Linked DNA regions of Homo sapiens: region 1 is linked to region 2. The links are chromatin contacts, found by Hi-C or POLR2A ChIA-PET in ENCODE. All regions are on one chromosome and are shown on one strand. The core of a region is the stretch at or near the end of the contact, and the rest is flanking DNA. Distances in the headings are between cores, read along the strand shown.

Region 1 (3,239 bases), core at 556-3,055, 6.8 Mb before region 2:
CACGACAGTTTTTGCCATAACCCTATAAATGGGGGAAGGTGGAGGGTCAATTCCCGGAAAAGAGGGGCTGGGCAGACCGTCCCACACGTGTCCATTATACTAAAAAACCTCCATTCCTTCCATCCTTCATCCCTTCAAGCCACTGCTCTCTCCTTTCACTGCTTGCTTTCAAGAGTTAACTATGTACACTGCCTTGCCATCTACTTATTCTTTGACAATCTGGCTTGTTCCATCTCCACTATTTTATAATTTCTTTTATGTAGCTTGAAGCTTTTTTGCTTTTGCATCCTAATAGAGTATTCCCCTATCTCATTCATCCCGATCACTCTTGGGTTCTGCACTTCTGCATTCTAACTCTGCCTGCCATTATCTCCCATCTTCCAGTAAGTTCCAAGCCAGATCTGGCTACTACTCATTTCAGATCTTGTTTTCTGCTTTATTCCTGCTGAAAGAGTGGGCCGGCCCTAAAAGCCAGAAAGAAGACAGGCACTGCATCTGTTTCATCTCAGTATGTTGAAAATACATTTTTCAAAAGATTATGACTCCATACATCTGAAATTAGAGCCCTTGCAGCTATTTAGAAAAGCTCCCGACAGACTAAAACACAATGAAGTTTGGAAACCAAAGGCCCTAACCATAGGACATAGTGGATCTAGGAGTACCAAAAAGGTACAATTTGTAATGTAATTTGTGTTGGTAATTATCTCCCTGCCCAAAGAGATGCTGAGGGCAAGGATATTCGATTTAACTTTGTCTCTGCATTGCCTTAGGCAAGTAAATAATGTAAGTTTCTTTTTATTTATTTATTTATTTTTGAGACGGAGTCTGGCTCTGTCACCAGGCTGGAGTACGGTGACATGATTTTGGCTCACTGCAACCTCCGCCTCCCAGGTTCAAGCGATTCTCCTGCCTCAGCTTCCCCAGTAGCTGGGATTACAGGCACGTGCCACCACGCCCGGCTACTTTTTGTATTTTTAGTAGAGACGGGGTTTCACCATGTTGGCCAGGATGGTCTCGATCTCCTAACCTCGTGATCTGCCCGCCTCGGAGGGATTACAGGCGTGAGCCACCGCGCCCGACCAGTTACGTCTTTCTTAATTGGGACCAACAGCTCTTTAAATATTATCTTTCCACTAAGGGGAAAATCCTCCCTCCTGGGGAGTTTTAGCTCACTTTAGCTGAATTCAGTCAATCCACTCTAACTTCCATTCCCATGATGCATCAATCCATCCCCCAAAACTCTTTTTCCAGGAAAAAGCAGTAAATAACCTAAGCAACTCAGTGAGATGCAAGGAGTTGGAGTGCAACTCCTAAACACTCATCATCACGCCCCGCTTCCTGTGACCCTGTGAGCACAAGGGCTGAGAAGGGTGGTAGTCTGGTTCCTCGACTATATCCTAAGGCCATAGAGAAGACTACAACTACCAAGATGCCCCTCTCCCCGCCCCGCCCCGCCCCTCCTCGCTCCCCTTCCTCCAGCTAGAAAGCGTGTACCACCGAGAAGACGAGGCAACATGGCTCCCGGAGGTGGAAGAAAGAGGCTTCACCCCTTCTAAAGCGGGAAGAAGAGCGGCCGGAAAGGAGAAAAAAGAGAAGTGACTAGAGCCCATCCTCGCTTTTATCCTCCCAGCCTCTCCCGGGTCCGGTCTGCCCCTCCCCTTCTCTCTACCCAAATCCAATTTGTGGTCTCCTCCCCTCCCCGCCCTCATTCCCTCGCTTCCTCACCCCTCCCCTCGGGAATCCTTTTCCCGCCCCCCCTCGCCCCCCGCGGAGTGCGCACGCGCCCGCCCCCAGCTTCGCGCCCAGATCGTCGCCTATCCTGCTTGCGCAGCCGCTATCGCGTCTGCCCACCGACGAAGCATGGGTGTCCAGGGCTTCCAAGAGTTCCTGGAGAAGCGCTGTCCCGGGGCCGTGGTGCCCGTGGACCTCCTAAAACTCGCGCGCACGGTCTCGCGCCAGCAGCAGCAGCAGCACTTGCACCGCCAGCTGCCGCCGACTGCAGCCCTAGCGCCCGGGGCTCCACGCGCCGCCAGGGGCTCCGTGCCTCTGCAACCGCCGCTTCCGCCCGCTGCCTTGGGTGCCTACTCCGGGGGCGCGGGGCCGACTCGGCACCATCACCCCGCTCACCACTTCCACCATCATGGCCAAGCGCAGCCCGGGCTGCACCCTCCGCTGCCGCCGCCGCCGCCCCCTCAGCTGCCCGGGGCCCGGGTGCTGGTGGACGCCGGCTCGGCGCTGCCGCGGCTCTATGGCGGCTACCAGACGGATTGGGTGTGTGGCGGCCAATGGAACGCCATGCTGGGCTACTTGTCAGCGCTGTGCCAGGCTTGTGCCTATCCTGGCGGCGACGGCCTGGAGCTCGTGGTCATGTTCCCGGGGGGCCTGGGCAAGGACCGGCTGGCCGAGTGGGGCCGTCGGTGCCAGGCCGAGCGGCAGACAGCGCAACTGATCGTGGGACACGTGGGCAACAAGGGCACCCCTCCACCGCGGGCCTGGTTCCTGCCACCGGCCTGCCTGAGCCACTGCGTGAGGCTAGCACTCATCCGCTTCCGGGTCAAGGTGAGGGAGGGGCCGGATCTTAAATAATAAGCCCCACACCTATTCCCTCCCAACTAAATACCTAACCACCTACCCACTTACCCACTACCCTACCTCCCATCTACCCACCCACCTACCCGCCCAACAGCTAACCTACCTGCCTAACTACCCTCTACCATTTTATCCATTTACCTCCCCCTTCATACCACCCCCTACGGATTCACTCACCTACATGGCCATATCTCTACTCATGTCATCCCAGTAGCTCCCTTTAGCTTCCCTTATCCAATTGGCCTACCACTAGGTTTCAGCAGAATCTAGTCAGAATTTCTTTTGTAGCCTCATCTTTCTCCTGGTGTCTTCTGCCTCAAACTGAAATGCCTTTACCCTGCTTTTGCCAGTTGACATCTCTCTCCTGTATCTCTTTCCAACCTCGCAGTAAATCACTTAAGCAGGTGTGAACTGAACACCTTTCTTCTACATTGTTTTTCCGTCTTCACCCACTGCTGCTTTTTTACCCATCTGTGTCCATTCAGCCTTTTTCATTTCAACATGCATCTTCTTCCTCCTGCCTTAGCCTAAACACATAAAAACCCACTGATTCAGTCACTGTTCAGCAAGTATTAACTCACTGAGTGTAAGGGTTTTAAAGACATGTGAGACACTGCTCATGCCCTTGGAAAGTTAAATGTATACACATG
Region 2 (3,016 bases), core at 393-2,892:
TGGTGCAATCACGGCTTTCGGAATCAGGCAATCCTCCCACATCAGCTTCTGGAGTAGCTGGGACTACAGGAACGCTCCACCACGCCCAGCTAATTTTTCTTACTTTCTTTCTTTCTTTCTTTTTTTTTTTTTTTGTACAGACGGGGTTCTCCCTGCGTTGCCCAGGCTGGTCTCGACTCCTGGACTCAACCGATCGCCATCCTCGGCCTTCCAAAGTGCTGGGATTACAGGAGTAAGCCACCGCGCCCAGCCAGAATAAACATTTTAAGGAGGTGGGCCTATACGATTACAAAAAGAAAAAAATTTTGACTAATATAAAATAGTCGGCCTGGGGCAGTGGTTCACGCCTGTAATCCCAGCACTTTGGGAGGCTGAGGCGAGTGGATCGTTTGAATCCAGGAGTTGGAGACCAGCCTGGGCAACATGGCAAGACCACCATCTCCACTAAAAATATAAAAATTAGCTGGGCGTGGTAGCGTGCGCCAGTAATCCCAGCGACTCGGGAGGCCGAGGCACGAGAATCGCTGGAAACGGAGGCGGAGGTTGTAGTGAGTGGAGATCGCGCCACTGCCCTCCAGTCTGGGCGACAGAGCGAGACTCCGTCAAAAAAGAAAGAAAGAAAGAAAGAAAAGATGGTGTATACAAAATATTCTTGATTGCAGCTAAAGAGATTCTTAAGGAAAAACGCATGCTCTTAAAAATTTTTTTAACAAAGAAAGGCTGAGCATTAATGAATTAACATCCAATTTAAGAAGTTAGAGAAAACGGTACAGATAAGAGCAGAAATTAAAGAAATAGGAAACGAAGGTACATCAGAAGAGATCTGTGATCAGAGGAGCAACAAGGTCAAAAGTTGTTTTTTTGGAAAGGCTAATAAAATTAGCAAACCTCTGGGAATACTGATAAAGGAAAAACCTAAAGCGCACACTATTAAGGCTGGACATCAAGACACAGCAGGGAATCTAAAACCTGACTACTCCAGAGGCCCTCATCCCTGACACTCATAGATTCCCATTCATTAGGTTCTTTATTTCCCCACCAATTGACACCACAACTGCCAATGCATCATCCCCCGAAGCCAACAAAACCTCAAAATCACCTGAGCGACTATCACGCCATAAAACCTCGTGCACTGCATTTAGCATCGCGCGCCAAGAAGACTTAAACGGCCTCTGAGGGGGATTTCCGTTTCCTGTCCTCACCCCTGACACTGCACCTTCTAGGGCTGTTGATTTTGCACACGATCATTAGGACTGAGAGATTGTAGTCTACTCACTGAACACAGCGCTGTTACGGATCGGCGGAGACTTGGTCCATGAGTGGCGTTGTCAGGCGAGGAATATGGCTGCGCTATGTCGTGTCTCTTGGGAGCCGCCATCTTAGCACCCATTCCGTACAGTGGGCTGTTCCACAGAAGGCGGGGGCGAGAGGGCGTTCACGGGTAGAATCCCTCTAAGGGCAAGATTCTGGGAGAAGCTGGTCTTTGGAACTCGGTTCTATAAGTTTGGGCAAAGTTTAAAGAAGCAGAGGTGCGCCTCCTACCCAGGGAGGAGGGGGGCGTGTTCTGATGCTCAAGGGAGACACCACTGGGCAAGAGGGGGAAGAAGTCAGGGTGGTACAATCCCCCCCTTGGCGATACCACTGGGAAGAGGAGGAGTAATCAGGTTAACACAGGTGCCCGTCGTGGGCGATACCACTGGAGAAGAGGGGAAAGGAGTCAGGGTGTACAATCTCTCGATGTGCTGCAGTTACCATGGAGAAGACTTGAATTCCCCCCATCTCCGTTACCCTCCTTGCCCCACTACAATGATAGTAGTTAGGAATAATAGCCTTTGATATGGACAACCAATGGTTTGTTTGTTTGTTTTTCTTTTCTTTTTTGAGTTTCACTCTTGTTGCCCAGGCTGGAGTGCAATGGCACGATCTCGGCTCTCCACAACCTCCGCCTCCCGGGTTCAAGCGATTCTCCTGCCTCAGCCTCCCGAGTAGCTGGGATTATAGGCATGCTCCGCCACGCCCGGCTAATTTTGTATTTTTAGTAGAGACGGGATTTCTCCATGTTGGTCAGGCTGGTCTTGAACTCCCGACCTCAGGTGATCCGCCTGCCTCAGCCTCCCAAAGTGCTGGGGTTATAGGCGTGAGCCACCGTGCCCGGCCATGGGCAACTAATGTTTTTTTAGCAAATTATCAATAGAAAAATGCTTAGAGGCCTGGCGCGGTGGTTCATACCTCTAATCCCAGCACTTTGGGAGGCTGAGGTGGGCGGATCACTTGAGATCCAGAGTTCGAGACTAGCCTGGGCAACATGATGAAACTCGTCTCTACTAAAAATACAAAAATTAGCCAGGTGTGGTGGCACACGCCTGTAGTCCTAGCTACTCAAGAGGCTGAGGTGGGAGGATCGCATCAGCCCAGGAGTTAGAGGCTGCAGTGAGTTATGATTGCACCACTGCACTCCAGCCTGGGTGACAGAGTGAGACCACATTTCAATTTATTTTAAAAAAAGAAAAATGCTTAGAAAACAGCCAGGCGCGGCCAGGCGCGGCAGCTCATGCCTGTAATCCCAACACTTTGGGAAGAGGGTGCAGGAGGATCGCTTGAGGTCAGGAGTTCAGGACCAGCCTCAGCAAAATGGCAAAACCCTTCTCTACCAAAAATACAAAACTTAACGGGTGTGGTGGTGTGCATCTGTAGTCTCAGCTACTCAGGATGCTGAGGTGGGAAGATGGCTTGAACCCAGGAGGCAGTGGTTGCAAGTGAGCAGAGATCGCACCACAGCACTCCATCCTGGTCAACAGAGTGATACCCTGTCTAAAAAAGAAAGGAAAGGAGAGGAGAGGGGAGGGGAGGGGAGGAGGCCTGGCGCCATGGCTCACACCTGTAATCCCAATACTTTGGGAGGCCAAAGTGGGTGGATCACCTGAGGTCAGGAGTTCGAGACCAACCTGGCTAACATGGTGAAACTCCATCTCTTGTATTAGTAAAATACAAAAATTAGTCGGGCATAGTGGTGCGT

The links. A loop is a pair of places that touch in the nucleus more often than their neighbours do. ChIA-PET counts read pairs that join two places held with the same protein, here RNA polymerase II (POLR2A). Pooled maps may share reads with other maps.
Region 1: a pooled map shows a loop between it and region 2 (5-fold over the local background). The contact joins the promoter of FAM120C here to the enhancer-like site in region 2. A Hi-C loop is called at or near these places in 1 of 50 pooled maps. POLR2A ChIA-PET finds 5 or more read pairs at or near these places in 2 of 52 experiments (H1 and endothelial cell of umbilical vein).

What each region holds. Positions count from the first base shown.
Region 1 is chrX:54,181,820-54,185,058 of GRCh38, reverse strand. It overlaps FAM120C (family with sequence similarity 120 member C), which reads left to right and starts at 1,805. Exons shown (of 16, transcript NM_017848.6): 1 at 1,805-2,559. The coding sequence starts at 1,861. RefSeq lists silencers at 1,373-1,472, 2,043-2,252, 2,263-2,312.
Region 2 is chrX:47,364,762-47,367,777 of GRCh38, reverse strand. No RefSeq gene overlaps it. Among named protein-coding and RNA genes, the nearest start is that of ZNF157, 4.3 kb to the left of the region's middle. RefSeq lists enhancers at 1,028-1,127, 1,248-1,577. Within about 2 kb of position 1,642, at least 23 of the 41 ENCODE cell types and tissues checked have a DNase peak (open chromatin) inside an H3K27ac peak, as active enhancers do.